4 separate regions of the Homo sapiens genome follow, and regions 1, 2 and 4 are each linked to region 3. A link is a loop called in an ENCODE intact Hi-C map of the cell type or tissue named here. Cell type or tissue: PC-9. All regions are shown on one strand.

Region 1 (8,000 bases), 58 kb before region 3:
CAATAGAATATTATTCAGCCATAAAAAAAGAATTAAATGCTGTCATTTGCAGCAATATGGATGGAACTGGAGGCCGTTATGTTAAATGAAATTAGTCAAGCACAGAAAGACAAACACTGAATGTTCTCACTCATATATGAAAGCTAAAAAGTAGCTCTCATGAAGGTAGAGAGTAGAATAGTGGTTACCAGAGGCCAGGAAGGGTAGGAGGAAGCAAGGCGGAATGGAAGGGAAAAAAGAAAATAAATGTATTTATTACCACTGAACTGTGCACTCAAAAATGGTAAAGATAGTAAACATATATATTTTTACCTCAATAAAAAATAAATAAAATTTTAAAAATTGGTTTTATTATACGTTGTTTTGCTTAAAGTTGCAATTTCCAAGAACCTATTGAAGACACTGAGTGAGGACCTCTGCCTTGATCTTCTTCTACTTCCACTTCTTGATTTCCGTATTTTCTAGAGAATTCCTTCGAGTGAAGATTTTATAGTTTACTAGTTGAGATCATGAAAATCAGGTTTCCAAACATAGATTATAGATTATAGACTATAGACTAACATTTACTGCATTATTATCATTATTATTATTTTGAGACAGGTCTCACTCTGTTGCCCAGGCTGGAGTGCAGTGGCACCATCTCAGCTCACCGCAGACTTGATCCCCTGGCTGAAGCGATCCTCCCACCTCAGCCTCCCAAGTAGCTAGGACTACAGGTGCACACCACCACACCCAGCTAATTTATTTTTGCATTTTTTGCAGAGGTGGGGTTTCTCCATGCAGGCTGTACTGCATGGCCTTTATTGAAGAGGTTTTATGTCTTTGCTTCTAGCCTATGAAGTGTCCGGAATTTTTCTTATAATTTTATTTTTTAAATGTTAGAAATGTTTATTTTGACTGTCTTCTGTTTTCTTTCTTCTTTTATACCAAAGTTTATGCTCCAAAAGAAAAAAATGTTTATGAACACACATTTTCCTGTCTTGGCCTTCTTCAGATTCCGTTGCTCTGATATTCTTGCTGCAAAAATTTAGACAAGTGTTGTATACCTTCATTCTTTGCTTTGACGTAAGGTCTCCATCCTAGTATTTTGACAGTTCGCTCTGATAATCTCTCTACTGCATTAGTTCCACCTGGAAGTTTCTAGTCCTAAAATACTGAAGTAGCCTGGTTAACCAAGTTACATTCAGGGATTAGAAAAAGCATTGGAAAAAACTTTAGTGTTCCAATGTAGTGCAAATGTTAATTTAGTTAAATCACTTATGAGCAAAAAAAGTATCACTGATCAAAACAAGCACACTCTAAACTAATGTAACTCATTTCACAGACTATCTGTCGTCGAAGGGATCTTAGAGATCACCTGATCTAAGTCCCTGATACCACAGATGAAGCCCGGAGAGGAGAAGTGAATTCCCCAGAGTCACAGAGCTGGGTAATAGTGACAAAAGCTGGAACTTGAAGCTAGGTCTCTTGATTCAGAAAGCTTGGTACTCTGCCACATAACCACTGAATTCCTTTTACTTTCTCTCCAAATCACTCCATGAACCAAGAGAATTTTCTTGACTCAGTACTTTGGTGACCACAGTTATTTTAACTTCATTGCTCTGTCAACCTCAAGTGGGTTTCTGGCATTCCCAGTTCCTAATTCGGTTATGCAATCCATCAGCAAAATTTGACCAACGCAATTTAGCTTGGGTGAGAAAATGTTTAGGCACTTTCATCAATAGTTTTTTTTTTTTTAAGCTTGATGAGACCATTTGATCTGCTGCAGGTGAACCCAATGTACTAAAATAATTGTTAGGACATGTGCACGTTCCTTTTATAAAATGCCTCACATAACATACATCTCTGTGTGAATTTTAGCCTCGCTTTGTGGTAGGATGAACCTCTTTTTCTGACCAAAAAGTACATGCAAATTGGTTCACTTCCCATAAACTTGGGTTCCATCTAAACAAATTGGTTAATTAAATAAGTAACAAATGAATATCCAATTATACAAATATTCATCAGGGAGGGCCATCAGGGTGAGCTTTCGACGTGAATAAGCGTCTTAGAATTACTCAAAAAAGATAAGAGTGGTGCCAAGCTGGGGGATTCTATTTCACAAATATTTCCCTTTCATATCTCTGGTCTTTGTCAATCTCTTTGGAGTCACCAAGGCAGACAAGCAATTGACAGTTTCTTGCAGTAAATTATTTTGCCTGGAAATCCTGCATAGCAGGTATTGCCTGACTTAGCTGGAAATGATAAACTAGCAATGTTGCTATTCGAGTTGGGAGGACCTGAAGGAGCATAAAGCTACCTGCTGTGTTTTCATATCTCCTAAAGGGAGTGATAAAGAACTTCAGTTTAATGGAGGGGGTTGGGGACGGGGTGAAGAGAGCAAGAAGAACCAGACTTCTCCAAAGCCTTCCCTTTGGGTTAAACTACCCAGAGAAAAAGCCAAACCCAGCCTTGATCACAACTCCATTCTGCAGCAACATCTCCAAAGATATCACAGATCTACAAAGATCTGAGTTATAAAAATCTTTCCCTGGCTTCTCCTGGAATGTTCTGAACTGGCTTCTTAAGAAGTGTTCTCCTGTGTCTGGTGTGGGTGAATCTGACGTGGCTTCTTGTATTTGCCAGAGGTGAATGGACTGTGCCAAAATGACCCACATCCTTCCCAGGGGTTTGGTGGGTGCTGATACCTAAGGTACTGCAGGTATTTTAGTGTCCTGCTGCCTGTCTGGAGCCAGGTGGCCTCATTTAAAAATTCTTGAGCCTCATTCTGCACTAGCCCCCACCACCACCATCACCGCCACTAACCTCCTGGCATTCTTCCCTAGGGCACTGGGATTCAGGCTGAGACCTGCTTTCTTACAGAGATGTTTCCTTCCTATCTGGCATATCCAGGTAGAAATCACGTTTCATAATGTTTTTCTCCTTTTGTTCTCAGATGTTCTAAGTCGGCTCCCTGCAGCACATGTCAACATTAGAACACCTGGGGCAGAGCTGGCTCCCAGAACAAAAGGACACTGCCAACAAGCTTGCTTAGTGTTTCTCTGCAGTGGAAATCTTGGGACTGCGGCCTGCTTAGAAATACCCGAGATAATGCAGGGGAGAAAAAAAGTGCAAGGCTTCCTATTAGAACAAGATAGAAAACCACATAGATCGTTTTAAGGAAGCTGAGCTTTTGACTGGACATGAGGGGAAATGGCGTAGGGAAGGTGGCCTGTCACTGCCCCGCTTTTGTTGAGTGTACTTTGGGCTTTATTTCGTTGGTCACGATTGCAGCAGGTTCTGCTGCTGACCTTCTATCAAGATGGTCCCTGGGTAATGTGGGGTCCAGCATCAGCTCTTGAGGAAAGTGGAAAGGCTGCTGAGTGTATGCGCCACAAGAAGCCCCTCCCTCAGCTCTGTCTCTCAATCACTAAGAATGTTGATTCACTAAAGTCCAAACTTGCGCTGGCGCCATCTTGGCCTCTCATGCCCTCCCTGGTCTCTCTCCGTCACCTCCATAAAAAGCTACAAGTGAGTCAGCTGCAACGGGAAAAAGGAAAGAGGTGTGTTTCTGGCTCCCATACATATGACTCTGAGCAGAGAACAACTGCAAACAAAGCCTTAAACCTGAAACTCTAAAGGGCAGGGTGTGGGAAGGTTTGCGGCCCGGTGCGGGCAAGGTTGAAGTGGCATGTTCAGCAGGTTGGACATGTGTACTTTCCTTCCATTTAATAATTAGAAAGGAATGAACTCTCCCCACTGAACTGCGGCCCAGCTCTGGTGCTCCTCGTGGAAAATACCACTTAAGACAACACCAAGCTTCAAAGCCCTTGCATTTCCTGGCCAAGGATAAAGGGTTCCCTCTTTCCCTGCAGTGAGTCCTACCCCTCTGAACCCAGCGCCAGTTACTCATGTTCTAGAATGTTTATTAATTAAGTTTGGCTTCTCTGGTTGATTTTGCAGAAAGATTTTTTTTTTCACACTTTGAAATCAAGCATCTGCACATGGGTTGGTTGGCAGTCTGTTTGCAGACAAGGATGCAGAAAGAAAAGTCCTTGGACTCCATGCCGTGTTGTGTGGCTGCAGAACGCTGCCTCTAGTGCCATTCCTCAAGGTCTGCATAACTAGAAGAAGTTATCTGTGTTGTTAACAGGAGACAATATCACCCTGTCGTACCTCTGTGGAATGTTGCTAGGTAAGAAATGAGAATTGTTCATCCAGGCCTGCAGAGGCCTCTCATGAAGGACCGGCAGATATTTTGCAGGAATCCTGGATTGTTTCCCTTGATATGAGGCTTAAACATCTAGAAAAACATTATGAAATGTGATTTCAATCCACCTGGCAGTAAGGGACCCTGTGGTGTTAGGTTTTTAAAAACTCACACACACTTATAACCATGGAGACAAGTTTTAGCCTGTACCTTGGAGCCCCTAGTTAAATCCCAGGAGACAACGCAACAGAGAATGTGTAGGGTGGGATTCAGTGGACTCGAGTCAGACCACCCAGGTTCCAATCCCAGCTCCTTCACTTATTAATGCTAAGTAGGAGACAGCGACAAATTACTGAACCTCTTTGTGCTGTGGTTTCCTCATCCTTAAAAGGGGAACAATAGTAGTCCCTACCTCGCAGAGTTGCTACGAGGATTAAATTATATTTGTAAAGTGCTTAGAAGTGTGTCTGACACATAGTAAGCTCTATATAAGTGTTTGCTAAATAAATAAAGGTGTATGTTGCAATTGTATTAGTTTGTGAGGGCTTCTATAAGAAAGTACCACAGGCTGGGTGGCTAAAACAACAACAATTGATTGTCTCACAGTTCTCGAGGCTGGAAGTTCGAGATCAGGGTGTTGGCAGGGTTGGTTTCTCCTGCAGTCTCTCTCCTTGGCTTGTAGACGGCCACCTTCTCCCTGTGTCCTCACGTGGTCTTCCCTCTGTAGCTGTCTGTGTCCAAATTTCCTGTTCATAGAAGGACACCAGTAATATCAGATTAGGCCCTGCCGGAATGACCTCATTTTAATTTAATCACTCCTCTAAAGGCCCTATCTCCAAATACAGCCACATTCCGAAGTACTAGGGGGTAGGACTTCGACATAGGCATTTTGGGGGGTGGGTAATGCAATTCAGCCCATAGCAACACTTTTAACATGAGCTCCTCTGGCTCCAGGGGGACTGTGTGCAGCTGAGATAGACATGTGTAATGGCAACTACCAAACCACATGCAAGGAGGCTCTTCGATCTGTGTGAATCATCTTTCAGCCCTGGTATGTTCATCCATCAAACTCTTATTTTATACTATACTCACAGGCTGGGCCTCTTCTGGGGACTTTAGGAGCACATTTCTTTAATTGGTCAAGTCTTTCATTTTCAAGCTCTATTGGATTCTCCCTAGTCCCGGCGTCCTTTTGCTAAAATCTGTCTTTGATAGACTTTGAGTATGTTGCTCATCAATCAATCCTTCATCTTTCCAGAGTGTCTTGATTCTTTAAGACTGCTTGCACACAGACTCAACCTGTTCTGTTTTTTAACTAATTTGATAGTTTTGTTTCTAATTCTTCATGGCGTGCCTTAATGGGTGGGACAGAATGCTCTGTATCTCACCACGCATGCAAGAGTGTTAGCTTATGAACAACTGGCTTGTTCTGATGGGGAAGGAAGCCCAAAGAAATACCATAGGAGTCATTAATTTTAGAAGTAGTAATGAAGATAAAATCCAAGTGTAAGTTTGAATAAAAAAAGGAAATTTAAAAATCAAGAATCCCCCCAAACCTGAAGACACAGTGGATTAGGCTTTGAGCTTCAGAAGAGCAGTTTACTCTTGGTTGTCTAGTACTCTTGTTTTTTTTTTTCTTTAATTCTCCATGGTGACTAATGTAATTTTGAACATATATAAGTGCTCAATGAATATTTGTGCATTAAAAGCATTTGATTGAGGCTAAAGTTTAAAAGAGACTATCTTAGGGCTTATCTGCAGAAAATTTATTAAATTCATTAATATGTAAAAGTACAAGTAAATGACTCAAAGGGGGTTTGAAAATATAAATGACTCAAAAGAGACTCAGAAGTAGAGGGCGTTTCTCATATAGGACCATTTACTCAAAGGGAAAAATATCAAAAATATTCTCATACAAAGAGGAACAATCTACTTAATTTGAGATAACAGTTTAACTCTCCTGCTTTAAACTTAAGAAGAGAAACAAGAAATCATAGATGATAGAAGAAGGACATTTGCCTAGTTCATTTAAACCAAATCCCTCAACAGAGGCTCGGAGAGATGAATTAACTTGTCCAAGATCATACTGGATACCAAGCTGCTAACCTGATTCCCATATCCTATGCTTCCTCCTTTCTCCTGGTGATCTGGTGATTTATTTAGTACATAAATAATTTTTAATAGGCTTCAGTTTCAGAAAGCATGCACAGTAGTCAAGAAATGGGTGCAACCCACCTGTTCATTGACAGATGAGTGGATAAAGCAAGATGTGGTCTCTCTTACAGTGGGATGTTACTCAGCCTTAAAAAGGAGTGAGTGTCTGACACATGCTACACTATTGATAGTCCTGTGTCAAATGGAATAAACCTGTCATGAAGGAACAAATACTGTAGGAATCCACTTATATGAGGTTTCTTATGTAGTCACATTCGTAGAAACAGAAAGTAAATGGTGGCTGCCAGGGGCTGGACGAGTGAGAAATAGGGAGTTGTTTAATGGGAGCAGAGTTTCAGTTTTGCAAGATGAAAAGAGTTTTGCGTGGTCACACAACAGTATGAATATACTTAACATTACTGGACTGGATTCTTAGAAATGGCTAAGAGGGTAAGTTTTATGTTAGGTAGTTTTTTGCCACAATTAAAACAAACAAACAAACAAACAAATAAATAATAAATAACGGCTGGGTGCAGTGGCTCACACCTATAATCCTTCAGAGGCCAAGGTGGGAGGATCACTTGAGCCCAGTAGTTTTGAGACCAGCCTGGAGTTTGAGACCAGCCTGGACAACATAGAGAGACCCTGTCTCTACAAAAAATTAGAAAATTAGCCAGGCGTGGTGATGTGTGCCTGTAGTCCCAGCTACTCAGGAGACTGAGATGGGAGGATCCATTGAGCCCAGGAATTTGAGGCTACAGTGAGCTGTCATCACACCACTGCCCTCTAGCATGGGCAACAGAGTGAGACCCTATCTCTAAAATAAATAAATAAGAGAGAGAGAGAAAGAGAGAGAGAGAGAGAGAGATAGGGAAAGTATGGGAGACAAAACACACACACACACACACACACACACACACAAAATGATGAGAGGAAAAAAGGGGCAGAATACCAAAGAGAGAGAGGGAAAAGCAAAGATGCATCCAGCTTTTTGCAGCCACGGAGCTCCCATCGCTGCCCCCTCCCCACATCCAGACTTCTGCTCTGATTCTCACTTCCACTCACCACACGTACCCATCTGTTCACCAAAATCACACTGCTGTTCACACCAGAAGTCCCTCCTCTACGATCAGATTCCTAATCCCAATTTCTACTCACACACCTCGTGGGAGGCCAACACCTTCTTCTGGTTCTTCATTCTCTTCCTCCCCAGGGCTGACCATCACCAAAGCCAAACAGCTCTGCCATACTTTCTACTCTCTAGGTAGCCAAGGAGCAGAACTAAACACAAGTGTGAAGATGAAATTTATTTCAGGATCCCTTGTGCAGCTCCTGGGCAGGCAAGGGGTTCTCACTGTGCTCAGCCCACAGGCTCTCCATCTTCTCAGGCCAGCTGCCCTTTCTTTGCACAGCCTTCTCTACTTAGTTCCTGCACCATCTCCTTCCCTCCCTCCATCTCCAAGCACCCTACCCCGCAATCACATCACCACCTCTCCTACACACGATTCTAATTGGCTCTCAGGCGATGGTCATGCTAAAAATAGAATTAGACTACAGAAATGATACCGGAGCAATATGGAAAGATGATGACTTATTTTCATGTGTTAATCTCTCAGGGACTATTTGCATTGTAGTGGGTGATACAACTCACATGACC
Region 2 (8,000 bases), 56 kb after region 3:
TCTTTTCCTAAAGCTATGCAGACATACAACATAACTTTGGAAGAACCAGTTAAGTTTGTATTCTAACTATGCCCTGTAATTTAGGAATAACTACCTGCTAAACACTGAAAATCTGTTGGTGGAAATCATCGGGTAAAACCAAAGCATAAGTTATATTATTAGGGGTTGGTAAGTGGTTTTGTATATGCAATAAAAAGGATTAGATGGCTGGGCGTGGTGGCTCACACCTATAATCCCAGCACTTTGGGAGGCCAAGGCGGGCGGATCACAAGGTCAGGAGTTCAAGACCAGTCTGGCCAATATGGTGAAACCTAGTGTCTACTAAAAATGCAAAAATTAGCCAGGCATGGTGGCACATGCCTGTAGTCCCAGCTACTTGGGAGGCTGAGGCAGAAGAATCGCTTGAACCTGGGAGGTGGAGGTTGCAGTGAGCTGAGATCACGCCACTGCACTCCAGCCTGGGCAACAGAGCGAGACTCCGTCTCAAAAAAAAAAAAAAGATTAGATATTTGAAGAACCATGGGATGGGTGTCCCGTTAACTGTCCATAGGGCCAAGGAAAATGGAGAAAGATGAATTTGAAATAAAATTCTCTAAAAATAGCTGAAAAAGAAAAACTTAGATATGTAAGTGTTTTATGATGTGAACATTCAATGAACAGAGGAAAGAGATGTGCCTAGGAATGTTTGGTGTTGAAGATATTTACCTTTTTAATAAAAGAGAACAAATTAAACAAGCAGTCTTCCTTTCTTGTAGGAACTGTATTTCAGGGTAATTACATGGCTTTAGTTGCTGAAGGAAAGATCTTCCTTATAGAAAAATGCCTGCTGTCTGGGTACAGTGGCTCATGCCTGTAATCCCAGAACTTTGGGAGGCCAAGGTGGACAGATCACTTGATCCCAGAAATTCAACACCAGCCTTGGCAACATGGTGAAACCCCATCTCTACAAAAACATACAAAAGTTAGTTGGGCATTGTGGCACGCGCCTGTGGTCTCAGCTACTCAGGAGGCTGAGGTAGGAGGATCGCTTGAGCCTGGGAGTCAGAGGTTGCGGTGAGCTATGATCGCGCTGCTGCACTCCAGCCTGGGTAACAGAGCAAGACCCTGTCTCAAAAAAAGAAAAAAAATTTCCTACTAATAAATGTGGAAAGAGTGGTGGAATTAGAAAAACATTTCATAAACTCCAAGTATTGATTCAGGAAAAGATGATAAAGTTTGTTACACCTTTAGGTGAATGATTAATGAAACTGAACATCCTTGTAATACCAAAGTAACATTGCACTGATGACTGTCTAATTGAAGGAGAAAAAGTAACTGTACAATGGAGAGATGAGACATATCACCATTCTAACTTAGTGGTAGATTTTACCATGGCTGATGGTCAGTCATATATTTTGCCTTCTGATGTGATGGAATAGGAAGTACACATCCCCTATGGTATATTCAAGCCTAAAATGTTTAACTTGAATCCAGAAATCCTTGGATATAGTGTCCAGTTTATAAGAAACACAGGGGATGGAGAATCAAGCTAAATGATACAACAAGAAAACAACCAGACAAATTCAGAGGTTGAGACATTCTATCTGATAACTGGCCTGACCTCTTCAATTAGTCAGTGGCCTTAAAATTAAGGGGAAGGAGTAGTCATGCTAGATTTAAAACAGCTTAGGAACATACAGCCAAATGCATTTCATCATACTGGATTAGATTAGGGTTGGAGCAAACCAACTATAAAGAACATTTGGGGTCAGCTGGGGAAATGTGACTATGGGCTGGGTATTGTTTGAAATGAAAATGTAATTAAATGAAAAGATGGAGATTATTGACTTGAAAAAGCAGAGGACTACCAGGAAGTACCATATCTCATTTTGATTAAAAAATACACATGCTGTATGTATGTGTATATGTGTATGTGCTTATGTATCTGTATATACATATGATCATACATATGCCCAGAAAAAGACCCAGATGCATAAACTTTAAGAGTTCAACATTGGTTATATCTGGTAGTGGAAGTATAATCATTTTGTTTTTACCAGTCTGTATTTTCTAATTTTTAACAATGAACGCGGATTGGTTCTATAATAATGAAAGGTGGTTTTTTTTTTTTAAACAAAAAAACCCCTACCTTTTCAGATAGAAAAGCAGCAGTGTATTCTTTCCTTCAAGGAAAATGAAAATGTTTCCTTGGAGGAAAGAAGATATAAAGACTAGAAAACACTCTAGTATCTTTAAAAACCACCAAGCTTTCAAATACAAAGATTTAACATATGTAAACTGTATTGTACTTCATTTGAAATTCAGTATCTTTACTAAAGAGATTTCTTTTATCCTATCCTACACACGTACAGTATTATTTAATGATGTGCACACAGAACTCTGCCAGCCTGAAACAGTAGGTCTAAGACACGTTTGTTGTTTTTGGCTCCCCTGTGTTGATCTAAATCACTGCCTAGTAGCCCTTGGAAATTTCTATCCCAAAACGTCCCACAGGTGCCCAATACCATGGATTCTCATTCCCCAAGTTCATTCTCACTCTTCTCTCTTGGTTGAGTCTTGCCTTTCTTCACTCTGTTCCCTTTCCTTGTTCCTGCCATCCAAAGCTTCTCTGTCTTTCAGGCTCATCTCAGATTTCCTCTCTTTCCTGAAGGCTTTTTGGATTCCTTCCATCTCCATGCACAGTCAGAAGGGCTCTGTTCATCTCTGAATATCTTTCGCACTCCATTGCATCTGGTTTAAATCCCTTCTCTGCCTCTTATTAGCTATGTGATCTCAAAACTCAATTTCTTTATCTGTAAAATGGTGATAATAAATGACTTCGCAGGGTTGAGGGCCTCAAGTCAGTGGCGAGTACTGCAGTAGAGGCAGAATACATAGCTCAACAGAAATTACTCTAGTAATGGTCATGATTGTTTGCACTTCTCTCAAACCACCTACTCGTATATTAGAGTGCATTGTGCTTGTCTTATCCTCTTTACTAAAAGTAGGAAAATGGCTTGAGAATTGATGCTCAGTCTTATTTATATTATTCTATCCCTAGTTATGTGATACTTAACTGTATTGCTCGGTATTTAGCAGCCCATTATCTAATCATAACATCACCCTCATTCTTTCTGAGCTTGTTTCCTTTTTGTGAAATGGGGCTACCATTCAATCTCACCGAATTTTTTTTTTTTTTTTTGAGACAGAATCTTGCTCTATCACCCAGGCTGGAGTGCAGTGGGGCAAACTCGGCTCACTACAACCTCTGCCTCCCAAGTTCAAGTACTTATCGTGCCTCAGCCTCCTGAGTACCTGGGAATACAAGCATGTGCCATCACACCCAGCTCATTTTTGTATTTTTGGTAGAGACAGGGTTTCGCCATGTTGGCCAGGCTGGTCTCAAACTCCTGACCTCAGGTGATCCACCCACCTCGGCTTCCCAAAGTCCTGGGATTACAGGTGTGAGCCACCACGCCCAGCCAATCTCACAGAATTTTTATAAAGTCTAGACAAATTTTTATTTTAAAAGACTTAGCACAGCCCCTGACAGCGTAGGCACTCAATAAATGTGGAATCTGAATCTTACTTAAAGCTAGTTTATATTTTCAAGTCTTCTTACTTTTACTAATGCTGCTTTAAGATATATTCTATAAGTTCAAATGTAAAGTTCTAGATTGGGAAAGAATTTATAATGTGTCTAATAAAGATTGTTAGAGACAAACTTTTAGACTGAACCATCTACTATTAATGGACTGATGAATCTTACCGGAAAATAAACATAAAATATACTCTGTGTTGCCTGTGGTTTAATTGCCATCAAAATTAAGTTTATTATGTACTGATTTCACAGTTACATTTTATTTTCAGTCAAATATCTATTTGTTGGTGTGAAGAAAATATGTCTACTTCCGCTAAGTGAACTTTAAAAATTTGTACTTGCTTTTGAAGATTCCATACTCTATATACCGTCTCTTCCTGAAGCGTATTTATGTAGCTCCTGTTAACATAAGAGCGATAAGAGTGTTGCTTGATGACTGCTCTTATTGCTTTATTAAAGTGTCATGTAAGATTTAAATATTTGATTATAAGAATTCATAATATAATTTTGAAAGCCTACTCTGTTCCAGACGCTGATTTATTTAAATCATCTCTAATTCTCACAACTCCGAAAAGATAAGAAAACAGAGATGTGACAAGGCTTGAATGCAAACCCAGGTCTGTTTGACTCTTTGTTCATTTTGAATAAAGACAAATTACTCAAAGCTTTACTGCCAAAAACTATTATCTGGTTCCACATTGAAACCCTATTCAATAGTTGTTATTATTTTCTTCTTTTGCTTTGAATAACCTCCCAGCATTGTTGTGAGTTTCAAACGAAATAAAAACACTATACAGATCCAAGGTGTTTTTTTTTAGAGTATTGTTACCTCAAAGTAGAAATTTTCAAATAGTAATGTTATCATTTTCTTAAGAGCAAGGAACTTTGTCAATAGAAACAAAAACATCATACCAGAAGAACCCCAGAATGCTGGGATGACTCATGAAGAATCTGTGAATGAGGCAAGAGAACATTCGTCAGCAAAATGACTCCGTGAACTGATGTTCAAATATTATCAAATTTTAATTACCGAGTCATAATTGAGTACTTACTTTGTAGAGAGCACCATATCTAAACCCTGTGGTGAATGATGACATTTTCATAGGTAATTCCTCCACATTAAGTGATTCATCATAGAAAAATGCTTTCATGCTGATGACTTCCACCATGACTGTTGGCATTAAGGATCATTGACCTGAAGAACTGATTTGAACGTCTTACTGCATCATTTTAATGAGATAGAGCATCGTTTGGAGCTTTGGACTGGGAATCAAGAAACCTGGTTTCTAGCTCAAACTCTGCTGCTAATTTATCTAGGTCATGCTTTGGGCAAATCATTTCATTCCTCTGGAACCCATTTTCCTTATATCAAAAATTAAGAGTTGGAATATGCTAATCTCCCTCCTATTAAGTTTCGTGAGCCCGTGATTTCAACAGTACGTAAATTTCCTTTAGTACAGTCACAGAACTGGTAAGTGACACCAGCTGAAACTGAGTGCAGCTCCGCGGCTCTACGCTTGCTGTAGAACCTTTGTGAATTCCCACTGTGCTTCACCAGTGACAGGATGTGCTACCCAATAAATCTCCATATAACTGATCTTGAAAAATTCATTGATAAAATCTGAAAACTGAAAAAGATACATGTTTTAGAGGTTTAGGTTTCCCACAACATGAAAATGTGTCAGTTGATAATATAGTTCATGGTATTTTACTATGCTAGAAAACAGCTTACTAGAGAATTTCAGATATTACATGCAACGACAAGTTAACATAGTTTAGGTGGGACGTCTTTGGTTCAAAGTTACAGTAATTTCAAAAGTGTTTAGTTGATCCCTAGAAAGTGGTTAAACAGGTTAGTCTCTTTTTCAGGTATTAGAGGGAAGTTAACTTTTGAAGCTGGGCAGAAAAGGAAGTTTTCAGTTGGTTTTTTCCTTTTGAGACTTTTAATTTATCATCAGACACTATTTTTTCAGATGAAAGTGCCTTTTATACTGTCACCTAGGTATGAGTCAAGTATGAAAAGGAAATAGTAACTCAGGATCAGAACATGAATAAGTATGCAATATGGAGAATTTCCATTAAATTTTAAATAAATGAATTACAGTCATATTATTCAGTATCTCAACATTAAAACTCAAAAAGACCTTAAGGATTATTCTGTTTTGTGGAAAGGGCTTTTTCTGATTCTAGAGATGAGAAATGTGGACCCAAAGAGTTGACACAGTAGGTTTGTGGCTGAGCCAAGACAAAAACGTAAAACCTAGGCTTTCTGGCTCCAATGTCAGTGTTCTTTTCTACTGCTTCTGAGTTAAGAAGACCTTTTTTTTTTTGATACCAAAGATACATTTACTGGAGTTATTGGCTTCTTTTTTTTTAAGACAGGGTCTCACTCTGTCACCCAGGCTAGAGTGCAGTGATGCGATTACAGCTCACTGCAGCCTCGGTCTCCTGGGCTCAAGCATCCCTCCTGCCTCAGCCTCTCAAGTAGCTGACACTACAGGTACATGCCACCATGCCTGGCCAATTATTTTATTTTTTTATAGAGGCAGGGTCTCACTCTGTTGCCCAGGCTGGTCTCCAACTCCTGGGCTCAAGGGATCCTCTTGCCTTAGCCACCCAAAGTGCTGGGATTGCAGGTGTGAGCCATTGCACCTAGCAGCATTATTTTCCTTTAAATCAAAATAATATAATTGTTTAATATAATTATGTCCATAAAATATATTACTTTTGAAAATCTGAACAAAATTACAGTTTTTGGTTAAAGAAGAATGGATTTGCCTTTCAAAAAAATGATACACGAGAGACTGAGGCAGGAGAATTTCTTGAATCTGGGAGGTGGAGGTAGGTTGCAATGAGCCTAGATTGTGCCACTGCACTCCAGCCTGAGGGACAGAGTGAGACCCTGTCTCAAAAAAAAAAAGACACAGCTGAGTGTGGTGGCGAGCAACTGAAATCCTAGCTGCTCTGGAGGCTGAGGCAGGGGGGTCACTTGAGCCCAGGAGTTGGAGACTAGCCTGGGCAACATAGCAAGACCCCGGTCAAAAATTTTTTTAATTTAAAAAATTTTCCAAAAGGGGCACAGATACATTGAACATTGACCTTCCTTTGTCTGCTTTTATGGGACTATCCGGCTTGTTGTGATGGTTGTGGTGAAATTTACATCCAGGATACAGGATTATTTGTTCTTCTCAAAGGAGTGTCCCATTGGCCCAGCATTTCTCTCATGTTGTCTCTCCCCTGGGACTATGAAGAAACCCTGAACTGATGCAACCACCACTTGAAAATAAAGTTCCAAGCCAATCTGAATTGCACTAGGAAAAGGCAGCCATTCTTTTGGGTAGGGGGAGAAGTGAGCTTGGCTGGTCATTCTGGTTGTTAGCAATTATCTGGCTTCCGTGGGAGCATCATCCAGAAATTTACATCTTATTGAAACAAGAAGAAAATGGATGCTATTATCAGTTCGTTAGGTCTCTAAACTCCTTCTTGAATGATACATGTGATATGGATGTGCTGTTCTTTCATTACTCTCATCATCAACAAAAACAATATGTGTGTTTTAATGCCAACCAGGGACTCTGCTAGGTTCTAGGGATGCAATGAGATCTAAATGCTTAACCTTTTAGAAGCTAGCATAAATGTTAGTAGCACTTACAGCATTAAATGAAGCAGATTTTTAAATGAGGTTATAGCAAAAGAAAAAAATACTGTACATACAATTTTATACCAATACTAACATAGCTTATTTCACACAAAAGAAAAAGCTATTTAAGCAATTTTAAAAATTCATATTCATTCTAGAGAATAAATTCCAAATTTATAGCAAAAAAAGAGTGAAGTTTTCATTAGCTTTCAAGAATAATGCAGGCTCCAAAGTATTTAATATTCTATATTATGGGAATATTTTATGTAAGTCATCCCAACACCAAGTAATGCTAAAAATAACTTTATATAGGTTCAATACCATGATTTTATTAACTATAGATTTTTAGACCTTTTCTTACTTTTTGTTATTGAATCATTCACAGCTTTTATTGGTTGAATTGCCTTCTCCTAAAAGTACCAAAGTGTGAAGAGTTTTTATGGCTGAGTAATATTCAGATTCTTGTAGCCAAAGACAGGTTCTGTGAAGTAATATTGAAGACTAAATGTTGAAGAGTAGCTTTCTCTAATACCAAGCGGTCAATTTTTTCAAATATCATGAACTGGGGTAGAGTTAAGTTTTCATCCTCCTCATTATAGAATCATTCCTCATTATCCCCATTCTTTCTCCTGCTGAGGATGTGGTGGTGTACTCAAAGTCACATCCATACCCTTCTGTCTCCAAAGTCCTAGGAGAGATGGCCCTCTTCTCAACCTCTACATTGCACAGAACCTTACATCCCTCAACAGAAGGAGTACATAGTGCATAAGGAAAGTGGTC
Region 3 (8,000 bases):
TTTCAGTTTACATTACTTAACCTCTTACATTTATACACTTCACTACCCATAAGTCTCCTTAAAAAAAAAAATCACAAAATTTTTGATCCAGAGGGAATTTAGAAAATATTCAGCTCAACTCTAAAGTTTTGCACCACTTACGAATTCACTGTTGTGGGGTTCCCCTTAGTCACTGTTGTTGAATTATGGGAATTTTCCGACCAAAAAAACAGATTGGCCCCCATCTCACATCATATACAAAATTTAACTCAACATGAATTTAAAACCTAAAGGTAAGAACTAAACCTATAAAACTCTTAAAATAAACATTAGGAGCAAATTTCATGACTTTGGGTTAGTCACTGACACGACACCAAAAGAAAAAACAGGTAAACTGGACTTCATCAAAATTAAAAACTCAAATGACAACATCAAGAAAGTAAAAAGAACCAAGCATGGTGGCATCTGCCTGTAATTCCAGCTATTCAGAAGGCTGAGGCAGGAGGATCACTTGAGCCCTAAAGTTCAAGACCAGCCTAGGCAACATAGCAAGACCTCGTCTTTAAATAAATAAATAAATAATAAATAAATAAATAAATAAATAATTATTTTAAAATGTAAAAAGACAACTTACAGCCTGGAATAATATATTGGCAAATCATGTATCTGATAAGAGACTCGGATATAGACTATATAAATAAATAACTCTCACAACTCAACAATAGAAAGAAAAATAATCCAATTTAAAAACAGGGAAAGGATTTAAGCAGACTTTCTTCAAAAAAGATAAATGGCCAATGAACACATGAAAAGATGCTCAACGGGATAGTCACCAAGGCAATGCAAATCAAAACCATGAGACACCGGCTCGGGCAACATAGTGAGATCCCATCTCTACAAAAGAATACAAAAATTAGCTGGTGTGGTGGCATGCACCTGTTGTCCCAGCCACTTGGGAGGCTGAGGTGGGAGGATTGCTTTAGCCCAGGAATTCGAGGCTGCAGTGAACTATGATTGCACCACTGCACTCCAGCCTGGGTGAGAGAGCAATACCTTGTCTCAAAACAAACAAACAAACAAAACCCCATGAGATATCACTTCATACCCTTTAGGTTGGCTAAAATAAAAAAGACTATAACAAGTGTTGACAAGGATGTGGAAAAACTGGAACCCTGACACATTGCTGGTGGGATTGTAAAATGGTGTGCCCACTTTGGAAAACAGACTGGCAGTTCCTCAAAAACACCGAGTTACCTTATGATCCTGCAGTTCTGTCCCTAGGTATATACTCAAGAGAAATAAAAATATATGTCCACAAGTAACCTTGTACATGAATGCTCACAGCAGCATTATTCATAATAGCCCATAAAAGTAGAAACAACCTAAATATTCATCAATTCATGGGATGAATAAACAAAATGTGGTATATGTGTATAATGGAATATTGACCATAAAAAGGAATGAAATATTAATATAAGCTATAACATGGATGAGCCTCACAAATACTATGCTAAGTGAAAGAAGAAAGTCACAAAGGACTTCATATTCTATGATTCTATTTATATGAATTGTCCAGAATAGGTAAATCTATAGAGAAAGAATATCTCTATCTAGAGTTGGTGGAATGACTGTTAATGGAGAGGGGGTTCCTTTTTGGAGTGATGAAAATGTTCTAAGGGTAGATTTGGTGATGATGGCACAACTCTGTCAATAAACTAAAACTCATTGAACTGTACATTTTATTTATTTATTTTTGAGATGGAGTCTTGCTCTGGGGCTGAAGTGCAGTGGCGCAATCTCGGCTTGTAACCTCTGCCTCCCAGGGTCAAGCGATTCTACTGCCTCAGCCCCCCGAGTAGCTGAGATTACAGGCACGTGCCACCACGCCCAGCTAATTTTTGTATTTCTTAGTAGAGATGGAGTTTCACCATGTTGGCCAGGCTGGTCTTGAACTCCCGGCCTCAAGTGATCCACCTGCCTCGGCCTCCCAAAGTGCTGGGATTACAGGCGTGAGCTGCCATACCCGGCCTGAATTGTACATTTTACTTCTATGGTATTTACATTTTAGATTATATTAATTATTCCTCAATAAAGCTGTGATTTTAAAAAGCAGGCTAGGCGCAGTGGCTGGTGCCTATAATCCCAGCACTTTGGAAAGCTGAGGCAGGAGGATCACTTGAGCCCAGGAGTTTCAGACTAGTCTAGGCAACATGTCAAGACACAGTCTCTACTAAACAATTAAAATTAAAAAAAAAAATTAGCCAGGCATGGTGGTGTGCACCTGTAGTCCCAGCTACTTGGGAGCCTGGGGTGGGAGGATTCCTTGAGCCCGGGAAGTCGAGGCTGAAGTGAGCCGTGATTGCGCCACAGCACTCCAGCCTGGGCGACACAGCAACACCCTGTCTCATGGAAGAAAGAAAGAAAAGAAAGGAAGAAAGAAAAAAAAAAAGCAGATTGGAACTCTGGAATTAACAAGAAGTAGGACGCACGGAGCACTTCCGCCTGAGTGGAGACTGTGGATCCGGGTCAACCTGACTACCTAAATCACAGGCCAATAAATGGTCTTTCAGTGGTCAGTCCCTGTAAGATCCGTGGCTCTCAGCTTCTTATCTTAGGGGCTGTGGAGGAAGGACATGATTATGTTGATTTAAGCGCTGAATATTTTCCCTTGTGATACCCATCCTCGCAAAACTTTGCTTCAACCACAAACGAGGACCTTCTGTACCAGAGGGGCAATAACCACAATGAAGCTAGGAAGAAATGCAGAGCACCCCAGCATACAGTCCATAAGCTTCCTGAAGTGGGGGGCCTCAGGCATCGCTGCCTCCCCAAAGAGGATCAGGCCCAGAACAGTATGCTCCAGAAATAAGACTGGAAAAAGGGAAAGAGGGGCCTCAAGTCCAGGAGACCAGCGGCTTTCTGAACGCGCACCTGCCAACCCACTTTGGACAGGTCACGATGGACAGCGTGGCAGGAAAAGAAAAGGTCACTGTCTACCCAACACATGAGAAACTGTTTCTCGTGCCTCACGTCCCCACTCCGTCCCCACCCATGTTGTCTGAGTCCCTCGGTGTCAGAAACACTGCTAAGAAATTTAAGAAATTCTGTTAATGAGTTTAAGAAATGTTTTTAATGATTAAAAGTCAGTGACTTGTGAATAACCATGTAACTTACAAACGCAAGGAACTCTGAAAGTGTGCAGCACCACCGATCAGAAGAGAAAACCAAGGGACCCGAAATATGCTTTAATTAAATTTTCTTTTAAAATGTCACTGGAAAGAACATCTTGGGAAGACGGCCTGGCCGATCGCCGTGTGAAGGGCAAGCCACTCTGGCCGAGAGGGAGCCCCACACCTCGGTCTCCCCAGACCGGCCCTGGCCGGGGGCATCCCCCTAAACTTCGGATCCCTCCTCGGAAATGGGACCCTCTCTGGGCCGCCTCCCAGCGGTGGTGGCGAGGAGCAAACGACACCAGGTAGCCTGCCGCGGGGCAGAGAGTGGACGCGGGAAAGCCGGTGGCTCCCGCCGTGGGCCCTACTGTGCGCGGGCGGCGGCCGAGCCCGGGCCGCTCCCTCCCAGTCGCGCGCCGCCGCCCCCGCCCCCGCCCCCGCCCCCGCCCCCACCCCCACCCCCACCCCCACCCCCAGCCGGCGCCCGCGCCCGCCCCCGCGCCGGGCCCGGCTCGGCCCGACCCGGCTCCGCCGCGGGCAGGCGGGGCCCAGCGCACTCGGAGCCCGAGCCCGAGCCGCAGCCGCCGCCTGGGGCGCTTGGGTCGGCCTCGAGGACACCGGAGAGGGGCGCCACGCCGCCGTGGCCGCAGGTCAGAGTACGGGTGCCCGCGGCGCTCGGGAACCGGCTGCTGGCTGGGCGGGGAGTGCTCAGGGAGGGGGCGCGGAGGGCTGGGGCCGAGGGTCTGGGGGCTAGGGCCGAGGAAACGGGAACTGACGGGGTCCCAGACGGATGAGAGCTGGGGAGAAGGGGGTCTCGGCTGAGGGGTCCGGGGCTGAGGCAGGGTCATGGTCCGGCAGGACCCGGACTGACGGGTCGCGGGCGGGCGGCTCACGGGTGACCGGGTGAAGGGGTCTTGGGCTGAGGGCACCCGGGCTGAGGGTCGCGTCTACCGGAGCGCGCACTAGGGGCGGAGGGCGCGGGCACAGAGAGCCGCGGCCGGTGCCGACTCGAGTGGACGCGAGCCGGTGCGTCCCGGCTTCCAGGACAGCCCCCCTCGGGAGAGCGCCGGGTGGGCGCGGAGCCGGGGACACGGGGACCTCCGCGTCCCCGGCGGAGGTGCGCAAGCGTCGGGAGCCGCTCCGGGGGAACTTTGGAGCAGGGTGTCTGGACCCGGGGAAGCGAAGATCCGCGTGCGTCCGTCCTGAGGCCGCGCGGCACCCCTGCTGAGGAGGAGGTCCCGTTCGCTGTCCAGAGCCCAGGGGCGACCGCCGCTTGGGGACCGGGGGACCGTTCAGCGAGGGGCGCGCTTGTAGCTGGCCAGGCCCTGTGCCCTGACGCGTTGTGCTGGCCCTACGCCCGGCGGAGGGGCTGGGGACGGGGACTGGGTGCCTCCGTGCCTCCGCGGATGGAGCGCGCAGCCAGGACCCCCAGCCGCACCCCGGGGGGCTGGAAAGGCGAAGTCGCTGCTTTGTGGGCTCCTGCAAGTGCCAGGCGCTGACCACTCCTCCTGGGAGCCTAACTGAGGGGGGTAGAGGCAGCAGAGGTTAACAGAAATCTCAGGTCCCTTGGTGGAAGGTGGGTGTGTAGTCGTGGTACTTTACGCCTCGGTGTTTAGGGAGGAGCCTAAGGTAAGGAGTCAGAAACGGGGAGTAACCGAGCTGCGGCTTTTATATAAGGTCAGTGGTAGGTAAGGAAGGGGCCTTAACCTCTGCTGGTGACCAGAAGCCTGCATTTCTGCATTCTGCTTAATTCCCTTTCCTTAGGTGAGTTGGCTCACTCTCATTGCATTTTGTTGGAATGTGTTGGTGATAGGTCCGAAATTTGCAAAATTATTGTATTATCCTTATATCATTTTTTTTTGCAGTGCTCTTGTTTTATAAGAAGAATCCAATTCACTTGGGTCATAGGCTAACGGTTGTAAAAATAGTGTCATTGTTATAAAAGAAATCAAGTCAAAAATAGTCGTCTGCCATGAAGAAACTAAAATTTTTCTTCTTTTCCTTGCAAGATTAGGGACAAAATGTAAAGTTTATTTGTGTAAATTATCATTTGGATATAAAACCAGACAATGATAAACTGAGTTGTATAATACCTATTCCTGGAAAACCTCTGATTTTGAAGTACATTATTTTAACCCCAACTGTTTCTGTCATTCGTGAGACAAATTGTTAACTGGATTTATTAAGAGAACAATGAATAACTTAACTCTTTAAAAGGACCTGGGCAAATCTTCGACAGGTTTCAGGTATTTTATGGCAGTCTTTCTGTCTATTGCTAAGTGATCGATTGCTGACTGAGAACAGAACCAACTGATGGTGCTAGATGATTTAGAAAACCTTTCTGGTATAGGGACTGGCATGGACATTCACTGTGGCTTTTCTCTTAAAGAAATACCTTTCACTCCTAGGGGAGTTTGACAGAAGACACTCATAGATGCTACCAGTTAGCATTTGGAGTAATATATCAAAACATTCTGTTCAAGTTTTAAAGTAAGTTTTGTGTAGTATATTTTCAATCAGATTCACTTTGGAATCAAATACACTTTATTTGATTCCAAATAAAGTGTATTTGAATATTCACTTTAATATACGAAACTTTAAAGGTAATGTCTCAGCCAAAAAGTGAAGTGTATTACAAAACTGTCCATTTTTGTCTTCTTGTGTACTTCACATAATTTTTCTCCCTGATTTAAATTATATGATATTTGATAGTTAACTTGCTAATAATTATGTCTTAAGAGATCTTTGAATCAACTGGTGGCCATCTCAGTCTTTTAAAACTCACTTGAAGGAAAAGAGAAACACTAATGATGGTTTTTTTTAAAATCAAAAACTTTTTTCATATTTACAAGTTTGTTTCTAGTTCTTAAACAATAACTGCTGTAAAACCATGGCATCAGTGAGGTATAAAGTTTTGTAGAATCCCAGGCTGAAGACTTTTTGGATGTCGTTTTCTCATTTCTTTACATTAAAAAGAATATAATTTCTTTTTAAAATTAAAACTAAAATGTCCACCGGCCTCATATTCTTTATTGAACTTAAGTGCTTTGAAAATATTTTTGCGATTGATATTTTTAATGATAAAATATAATATTTTCTTTGAAGGACTAGTTTCCTAAATGTTCATTTTTTTGTATGTTTCAGAACTACTTTTAAAAAAATTCTAGATTATGCTTTAAATTGCAATATTTCTAAATTCCTATGACATTTAAAATGTGTACAAGAGAAAAGGTGTGACATGAGGAATATGAATTAGAAGTGGATTACTAATGGTCGTAGTGAATTGTTTTTAATCAGTGTTATATAAATATAAACAAATACTTTTTTCTTCTGTAATTTTCTGACAATAAGGATGTTAGCCACTAACCTTAATTATCAAGATAATTATGTGCATGAAAGCTGTGTAAAAGGCACAACCGTGGAACATATACAAGTATTAATAATACATTTCATTTAGTTTTCAGGTTATAAAATCGTTATTAATAACAAGAGGCTTTCATGAAGTAGGAAAATATGTTAAAATGACATTTTCTGAATGTTTCACACATTCTGGCCCACACTTTCACTTCTTTCCTAGCATCTATATATTCCCAATGCATAGGACAGAGTTGGTCATTCTAATTGTGGGTGTCTTTCTGCTGGATTCGTTGTCACTTGGACTTGGAAATACAGTATGTCATTAGGTGTGGCAAATGTACTGGAAGAAGTTTTTGGTCTCATAGGATTCCACTAAATAAATATTAGCTGTAGAGGATTTTTAAAAACTCACTAATAGAGAAAACTTGGTGAAGTCACTAGTGTGTAAGCGTAAACATATGCACCCCCCACAACTGAATTTCTAATTTGCTTATTTTTCCTGGTAGATCTCCACTTTGCTTACTCTCTCTTAATATCCCAAAGCAACAAAAAGCGCAGTGATTTTAATTGCTTACAAAGGTCCTTTGAAACGGATCTAATTTGACTCCACAAAAGAATAGTAAGAGTTGTGAACAACCATCTTGCAAGTGTAGATATCCCCAGCGTATCAACTTCAGTTAGTTTCATAGCGTTCTAAATCAAAAATTTAGATTTAAGATTATTTGAAATCTTCTTGGAAGTTCTTACTTACTGTTTGCGTTTTCTCAAAATACAGAGGTAGATTGGGGGAGTAATATAGTATATGTTTTAAAGCTGTTATTTAACTAAAATGTCATGTTTTAAATTTTATTTAATGCACTTAAAGTAGGTTCTTGGGATAAAATCTATTCAGATGCAATAGGCCATGTTTTGGGGAAAACTTTTGTAGATGTTTAGATAATATCTGTCATCAATAATAGTATATGTTTAAATTATTTTGTAAAAACAGATTTACATATTTTTAAAATTTCTCTTCAACAATAAGTACACATCAATATTTTAATGCCGAGAATTTCATTCAGAGTATGACTGTTTACATTTTCAACTGTTTCAATTATTATGGCTTAGGCAAGTACCTTATCCTTTCTCTCAATTTTGTCATCTTTGAAACGGAGAAAGTGTTGCAGTTATTATTGCTTGCTCTTTTGCTATGATTTTAAGGCTTTATGAGCAAACCCATGTACTTTAAATGATGTGACCATGACCCTGAATTTAATTGAGCTGATATTCTGAAAAGAACCTTCATGAATATCTATGTCATAGCTAACTCTTTTACCAATGTTAATAGTTCACTGTAGTTCAAACCTCAATAACTTTGAGATTGTTAAGATTGAAGATGATGCTTCTCATGTGGTGATCAATTTATAAACTGTTTCTGGGAATATTTTATTATCATTCAATTTAAAATTGTATTTTCCATTCCCTGATGACTTTGGACAAAAATCAGCATAGTAA
Region 4 (8,000 bases), 120 kb after region 3:
CTAGTCACCTCTATTTTGTTATAGGATAACTGGTTTTCTCTGAGTTTTACACCAGAATGCCTTCTTCTTTTAATACGCCTTCTTACTTAGTGCTTTTCTCATGATCATTTTCCCAAACTTCCTAATGGACATAGTGTCTCATTTTCTGTCTGTTTTTAAACCTGATACTTTGGAGTTTAATCCATCAAACATTTATTGTTAACCTACTATGTGTATTTTGTTACACCTAGGAACAAAGATGAGAAAACATGTTACTCATATAATTTATATTCGAGTAGAATAACTGATATAAACCAACATCATAGTATAGTAACAGTTTAATACATGAGCTAATGTATGCATACAACAGGAGCCCAGCATTTAGGAAGCTTTTTATAAACTGTCCCAAACCCCAGGTTTTTTATATACTCCTAATTGAGTGGATGGATGGCCCATCAAAATGTCCCGTGGAAGACATATAATGTCAGAAGTTACCGAGTGACTCTGATAGGCTCTGCCTCCCCTACCCTCCGCACTCCTCAATTAGGAACTACTGGTGAACAAGAAATGAATGTAGTACAGCCATCCCTCCTTATTCCCTGGGATTGGCTCCAGGACCCACTCAGATACCAAAATTCCTAAATGTGCAAGTCTCTGATATAAAATGGCATAGTATTTGCATGTAACCTACACATACCCTCCTGTATACTTTAGATCATCTCTAGATGACTTATAATATCTAATACAGTATAAATACTGTATAAATAGTTCCTATGGCCAGGTGTCATGGCTCATGCCTGTAATCCCATCTCTTTGGGAGGTGGAGGCAGGAGGATCCCTTGAGCCCAGGAGTTCGAGACCAGCCTGGGCAACATGGTGAAACCCTGTCTCTACAAAAAAATTAAAAATTAGCCAGGCGTGGTGGCACACACCTGTAGTCCTAGCTACGCAGGAGGCTGAGGTGGGAGAATCGCTTGAACCCAGGAGGTCGAGGCTGCAGTGAGCCATGATTGTGCCACTGCACTCCAGCCTGGGTGACAGAACGAGACCCTGTCTCAAAAAAAAAAAAAAAGTTGTTATACTGTATTTTTTTATTTGTCTTATTTTTTATCATTGTTTTATTTATTTATTTTAGAGACAGAGTCTTGCTGTCACCCAGGCTAAAGTGTAGTGGCTCTATCACGACTCACTGCAGCCTCAAACTCCTGGGCTCAAGGGATCCTTCCACCTCAGCCTCCTGAGTAGCTGGGATTAGAGGCGCACACCACCACGCCCAGCTATTTATTTTTATTTTTATTTTTGTACAGACAGGGTCTCTCTATGTTGCCCAGGCTGCTCTCAAATTCCTGGCCTCAGGCAATCCTTTCACTTTGGCCTCCCAAAGTTCTGGGATTACAGGTGTGAGCTACCACACCCAGCCCATATTATTTTTTATTGGTTCTTTTTTCCAAATATTTTCAATCCACAGTTGGTTGAATCTGCAGATGTGGAACCTGCGGGTATGGAGGGCCAACTGCATAAGGAATTCTATCTGAGCAAAGTGGTCAGGAGGTCACAGAGGATTTTGAAGGAATATGCTATCTGGGGTTTTCTTTCCATTGTATTTCAAAATACAGTAGACAAGGACTTAATATGTGCCAGAAATTGTACTAAGTGCTGAGGATACAATAATGAACAAGATTCCTGCCTTTGTGGAGATTATATGGCAAGGGAGGAAAGAAAACATTATAGATTAATTCCTGTGATCAGTGCTGTGAGATAAGGTCATATCCTGAGGGACCCAGACAAGCCTAGCACCAGGGGCTGGGGTCACCAGTAGATAAAAATATGAACAACCATACCCCAGCCCCATGGAACAACACAGAAAGAAAATGGGGAAGAGTGAGTAGGGAACAGGATTTTTGACCAAAACCTCCTAGTTTAAAGGTTTCTATATGAAGAGGCCATGTACCAAGGATATATTCACTAAAAGTATCTAAATATAGGCTAATTCAATTTAAAGGAATCCCAACTGAGAGGTAAGATTTTCTTCCCCTCTAACACCCAAGTCTGGTCTCTAAGGAGGCCCCTACCAAACAATAGTTGTATTAGTCAGCGATAAAATTTATTTAGGGTCAATGGAAATGAATTTATGAATTTGAGACTCAAGGGTACATGTCAGTTTCTTCTTGGGAAAATCCAAGGTAATATTCACAGAGTACTCAGATGGGAAAGTTGTCGTGTGCTGTCATGTCTCATGGTAGAAATGCTACCCTTAGCATAATAACATATAAAATAACTATCTCTGGCTGGGCACAGTGGCTCATGCCTGTAACCCCAACACTTTGGGAGGCTGAGGTGGGTGAATCACTTGAGGTCAGGAGTTTGAGACCCACCTGGACAACGTGGTAAAACCCTGTCTCTACTAAAAATACAAAACTGAGCCAGGCATGGTGGCCCACCCCTTGTAATCCCAGCTACTCAGAGGCTGAGGCAGGAGAATCGCTTGAACCCAGGAGGTGGAGGTTGCAGTGAGCTGGGATTGTGCCACTGCACTCCAGCCTGGGCGACAGAGCAAGACTCCATCTCAAAATATAAAATAAAATAAAATAAAAATCTCTTTGTTCTGGGATTCAGCAGAGACAGAGTCTTGCTAGAGACATAAACAAATATGACAGTCTCTGCGCTCGAGGAGCATATAGTCTAGTGAAGCCGATCACCATAAAAACGCATGGCTGTGATACCACATCGTGAGTGTAAGAACAGAGCTATGTATGCATGGGGAACAGTGGACATGATGGCCAGGTACCCTTATTATGGGAAACATAGAACCCAAAGTGTGTTCCCAAAGGAACATGATTCAAAATAATATTTTGCTGAACATATTGGTAAGAAGGAAAGAAAACATATCTGAGTTGAAAAGTTACAGTTTATTTTTTCCCCAAACTAGTCCCCACTAACCCCTCTTACATTTTCCTTGTTGCTTTTCTTTCTTTCATTATCTTCTTTGACACTTCCTCACCCTACAGGCAGCCAGTTTGTCTTTCTGACAAACATCATTAAGTGGTAACTCTGGAGAGTCGGGAGATAACTATGGCTTCTCTCCGCTACATGTAAAAGTGCTCTCTGGACTAGTAAAATGTGATAAAGCACCATCCATATTTCTTTTTAACAGAGACAAACAAATCTTATAAACTCCCTGAGAACAAAGCCTATGTCTGTACAACTTTGAATTCTGCACAGTTTCGTATTTTAATTCGTGAAACGTGTTGATCCTTCTAGTGCCTGACCTTAGGTCAAGTGCTGGGGATACAAAGAAGGTGACCTTTGAATTGGGTCTTGAGGGATGAGTAGGAGTTGGTTCTCAATTATTTCACGTTTAAGTCGACATACTTCCCTCCCTTTGCTAAACTCGAATTCTTTCACTTTCTCAGCAGGAGTATGCATTAACTTTTAAAAATGAAAGTTAACGGTTTAATTTTTACTGATGGTCTGTGCTACTTTTGTGAAATAAAAACATGAGCAAAGTGGTAGACAGAAACCAGGACTCAAGAGCAGTGGAGGAGGAGGGCTTCTACTGTGTGGGAACGAGGGCTGGGAGAGCACAGTGTGTGTTCAGAGCAGTAGTAATCCAATGATTCATCCTGTCATTCCTCTTCCTCTATAGCCATCAGGTTTGGGCGGATGCCACAGGCCGAGAAGGAGAAGCTGTTGGCGGAGATCTCCAGTGATATCGACCAGCTGAATCCAGAGTCCGCTGACCTCCGGGCCCTGGCAAAACATTTGTATGACTCATACATAAAGTCCTTCCCGCTGACCAAAGCAAAGGCGAGGGCGATCTTGACAGGAAAGACAACAGACAAATCAGTTAGTTCTCTTCTGCTGTCTTCATTGGGGGAGGCGGGAAGTTGTTTTGGGTTTTTGTTTCTTTGAGTAAATGGTTTACTGCGCTACAAATGCACACACAGAATATTGTTCAACTGTTGGCTGTTAACATATTGCAGGCTGAGTCTGAAACGCAGGAAGTGTTTTCAGATAGCACAAGTCAACATTATTTTGAAAAGGGAGAAAAGTCCATAAAGTTTTTGAGAATAGTGTAACAATGTATTGGTCATCCTAACTTTAATGAATGAACTTAAGCCCCCTGAGCCTATCACCCTCTTTTAGGATCCATCTCCTTTCTCGGCATCAAAATAACTGGCCACAGCAATATTCATTCAAGCAGCCTTGCTTTCCTCTGGGAAGAACCCGACCTAGGTTTAGAAAAGGTATTGAATCCCACTATTTCACCTTTCAGGAGAACTACCAGAGTTACCTCTTTTTTTTTTTTTTTTTTTTTTTTTGAGATGTCGTCTCACTTTGTCGCCCAGGCTGGAGTGCAGTGGCACAATCTCGGCTCACCGCAACCTCCGCCTCCCAGGTTAAAGCGATTATCATGCCTCAGCATCCCGAGTAGCTGGGATTACAGGTGTGCACGACCATGCCTGGCTAATCTTTGTATTTTTAGTAGAGACGGGGTTTCACCTTGTTGATCAGGCTGGTCTAGAGTTACCTCTTAAGAAGTTCAACATGAGGCATAAAAATAGATTCTAGATATTATGTTACCTTTCTTTCCTTGTAGCATTCTTGATTATTCCGGGGCAACTAGAAGCTCTATCCTTTTATTACATATGTGAATTTTATCTTCTGCAAGGCTCTGAGCTGCCTGGACTACTTCAGTGGACTCTCCAACATCTGTTCACTCATTGAGCAGCACTGTTTAGAAAACCCAGAATGGGTTGTAATTGTTACTGAGTTAGGTTTTCCAAGCAGCAGAGCTCTTCTCTGACTGGAAACTGAGAAAACAACATGGAATTATAGAATAAAATTGTACCTGAATTCTAGTCCCAATTCTGCCATCAGCTTGGATGACCTGGATCATGTCTCTGTACCTCAGTTTGTTGTTGTTGTTGTTGTTGTTGTTTTGAGACAGAGTCTTGCTCTGTTGCCAGGCTGGAATGCAGTGGCGTGATCTCGGCTCACTGCAACCTCCACCTCCCTGGTTCAAGCAATTCTCCTGCGTCAGCCTCCCGAGTAGCTGGGATTGCAGGCGCATGCCACCATGCCCAGCTAATTTTTTTGTATTTTTAGTAGAGATGGGTTTTCACCATGTTGGCCAGGATGGTCTTGATCTCCTGACCTCGTGATCTGCCCGCCTCTGCCTCCCAAAGTGCTGGGATTACAGGCATGAGCCACCGCGCCCGGCTTTGTAGCTCAGTTTTTAATGACAGGGTTTGGCTTTGATTCTGATGTCTGCACAACGCTCCCAGGGCTGTAAGAACTGCAGAACACACTGAGAAGACACCGTCCCAGCCATGGAAAGCCCTTCTATGCAGTCATTTATTTTCACATGAACACCTCCCAGAGAGCTATGCAATGACTTGATAGATATGTGTAACTTTTCCCCTATTCAGATATATTGTTAGGAAAATCTCATTAACCTTTCATGTATTTTGATGACTATCTCAAGATGGTAGTTCTTCTGTTTAGCTAAACTAGTAAGAGTAGAATCAGTTAATAGAAAAAGGAAACTTATGGCATAAAGCCATATGGTAATAAGGACAATGAGTTTTCTGATTTGAAAATAGGTCTTTGATACCTCAACAATAATATACCTGGATTCAATTCTTTACAGTATAAAAAAAACCTTGCACATTTGTTAGGTTCGAGCCACATGCACCTGACTACTGCTATTATTATCCTCTTTATTTTAGAGATGAGGAAAATAAAGTCCAGAGAGGTTAAACATTTTGCCCTAAGACCCCACAGCAAGTGGGTAGAAGACCTGGGACTATAATGCAGGTTTTCTGGCCTCTAGTTCAGAGCATTCGTAGCATGCTAGCCCCTCAGTAGCATAGTACTTTAGGAAGCTAGTCTTTCCCACTTGCTGGTAGTAAGCCAGGGAGACATAATACACTAAGAAAGCTTCGGTCTGAGAAAACTTTCCATGATTGTTTTTTCTCAATTTTTAGAACAGTAGGAATTCTTCACCTCATCTGCTATCCCAACATATTCACAATTGGAAAATTTTTGTGCTGTTCTGTTCTTTTCAAATTACAAAAGTCCTTGACTAGGACTGCTGGCTTTTACATGCACAGGACTGCACAACACTGGTGTTTATAAAGCTCATTCGTTCAATGATAAAATTGGCCATAGCAAATCAAAAATAAATGAAGACCTCTGCGTAGCTGATTGGACTACAGAAAATAAGCCATTCATATCCAGGAAGAAAAAATTAAAAGGATTGCTGAAAAGGAAAGAGCCCTAAAGCAAACTATCTACAGTTTTGGTTAGTTTTCTTTTCTTTTCTTTTCTTTTTTTTTTTTTTTTTTTGAGGTGGGGTCTTGCTTTGTTGCCCAGGTGGGAGTGTCTTCTTATATTGGTCAGGCTGGCCTTGAACTCGGGGCTCAAGCCGTCCTCCCACCTCAGCCTCCCAAAGAGCTGGTATTACAGGTGTGAGCCACCAGCCATGGTTAGTTTTCATCAACTGCTTTCTCACCTTCTTTTCATCCTCTAATTCATACCTGCAATCCTTATTAGAAATCCTGTCAACTTAATAGTACCAGAAAGTCAGGCAAAAGACTGATAAAAAAAAAGCCTCGGTGGTCAAGAACTTAAAATTACACTACTGGTGTGCAACGTGCTCTTATCTGTGTTACTGGAGGACACCCTCAAGATACCTCACTCCAGTTGACTCCTTGGCTCTAAATCTTTGAGTTAAAAAATAAGGAGGTTCTTTATGGAATAAACAGGTATTAAGCTATTTAAAGGAGAGGGCTGCGAAATGCTTGATTATGGGCTTTTCAAGTTCAGAGGCCAAGCGTTTGTCATTTTCTTCCAGTAACTAGGACTGTGTCTTGCCCCTAATAGTTACTCAGACTATATTTGCTTAATTGAATTAAACACAGTTGCCTATGCCCTTTGAAATTCTGGACTTTCAACAGAGGGCCTCTAGCCCAATATTTGCTTACCAAACTGGACATCATTGATGATCTGGATTCAGGCAGGGTCTGGAAAAAGAGAGACTGGGCCAAATTAAAATAATCCATTCACTGATGACACAAAACTAAACTACAATTGTTTGGCACCCTCTCTTCTCCTTATCTTGCAAAATCAAATTAAGCACTAGTGGAAAGAAACAGTTCAGAGAGGAATATGGGAAAGGAAAAAAAAAAACCAAAATGTGATTTCCAACGAGACTAGAGATTTGTTCTTTATCTACATGGTCATGTTACTCATTTGATAGCATCTATCTCAGGGGTATTATGTTATCTCTTGGCCAGGACTCATGAAAGTTAAGATTTGCATTGATAGGAAAAGTTTTGCAGAAATATGGACTCTTGAGAGGGTGGGAGGTATATAAAAGTGGCTATGGCTGTGCAGCAGAGCAATTTGCATTTCTTATACACCCTGCTTGAGACTGATGTCATTAGTGTTGGTTAGGCCAAGGCTGGGGGAGGCTACTCAGAATAGTGGGTGACCAATTACCCAGAACCTTTGGAAAAGGAAATGACTTGATTGAAGAGGCCATTCTTTAAATGTATCTTACTGCTCAATTTCACCATTGCCTATTGTAGAATGCGCCCTGCCCGCTCAGCATTTGCCTCTAGGCAGACCAGGACTCCTTCCCCTCCCCAACTAATCTTCCTTCTCCTGTATCTTATTCCCTAGGGCCACTTGCACCTTTCAAAATGGATAAATTAAATTCCCCTGCTCCCCTTCTACCAACTTTAACATCATATCCTTGGTGTATGATGCCCTACTTTTCATTGTTTTGCCTAAATAAGAGTATGCTTGGGAATTTTAGGCTTAGGGCTGGGAAAAGATGGGATATGGAATCGTCAGCTATAGATTGCCGGACAAGAAATTTTAGGAGCAGTAGACCTTTCAACCGCCCTCAATAGGATGGAACTGACTGTCCCCACAACCTATTTCCCTTTCAGTGGCTTGCTCCAGCCAAGGCCCCTTATTTAAGAGATCTTTGTGCGCTCTGAAAACCATGC

Evidence for each region. Hi-C counts contacts between places; a loop is a spot of excess contacts. Peaks named below come from ENCODE experiments on the same cell type or tissue, not always from the same donor. Only the 100,000 strongest peaks of a DNase experiment are listed, where the experiment ranks them.
Region 1: a loop joins it to region 3, with 2.9 times the contacts of the local background. A loop is called at or near these places in 4 of 110 quality-filtered maps.
Region 2: it touches region 3 in a loop (2.1-fold over the local background); 4 of 110 quality-filtered maps call a loop at or near these places.
Region 4: it touches region 3 in a loop (9-fold over the local background); 5 of 110 quality-filtered maps call a loop at or near these places.

The regions. Positions count from the first base shown.
Region 1 is chr3:12,226,472-12,234,471 of GRCh38, forward strand. No RefSeq gene overlaps it. Among named protein-coding and RNA genes, the nearest start is that of PPARG, 59 kb to the right of the region's middle. In PC-9, no CTCF peak of the experiment used is centred here; DNase peaks (open chromatin) are centred at 1,580 and 4,170.
Region 2 is chr3:12,340,698-12,348,697 of GRCh38, forward strand. The region is part of intron 2 of PPARG (peroxisome proliferator activated receptor gamma); the gene reads left to right. Among named protein-coding and RNA genes, the nearest start is that of PPARG, 56 kb to the left of the region's middle. RefSeq lists an enhancer at 3,967-5,166. In PC-9, no CTCF peak of the experiment used is centred here; a DNase peak (open chromatin) is centred at 4,604; H3K4me3 peaks cover 1,245 bases; H3K27ac peaks cover 4,345 bases.
Region 3 is chr3:12,284,222-12,292,221 of GRCh38, forward strand. It overlaps PPARG (peroxisome proliferator activated receptor gamma), which reads left to right and starts at 4,849. Exons shown (of 8, transcript NM_138711.6): 1 at 4,849-4,913. RefSeq lists an enhancer at 2,832-3,410. In PC-9, no CTCF peak of the experiment used is centred here; a DNase peak (open chromatin) is centred at 4,790; H3K4me3 peaks cover 5,564 bases; H3K27ac peaks cover 5,411 bases.
Region 4 is chr3:12,402,257-12,410,256 of GRCh38, forward strand. It overlaps PPARG (peroxisome proliferator activated receptor gamma), which reads left to right. Exons shown (of 8, transcript NM_138711.6): 6 at 3,626-3,825. Among named protein-coding and RNA genes, the nearest start is that of TSEN2, 78 kb to the right of the region's middle. RefSeq lists enhancers at 3,247-4,446, 3,343-3,922. In PC-9, no CTCF peak of the experiment used is centred here; a DNase peak (open chromatin) is centred at 3,655; H3K4me3 peaks cover 850 bases; H3K27ac peaks cover 4,915 bases.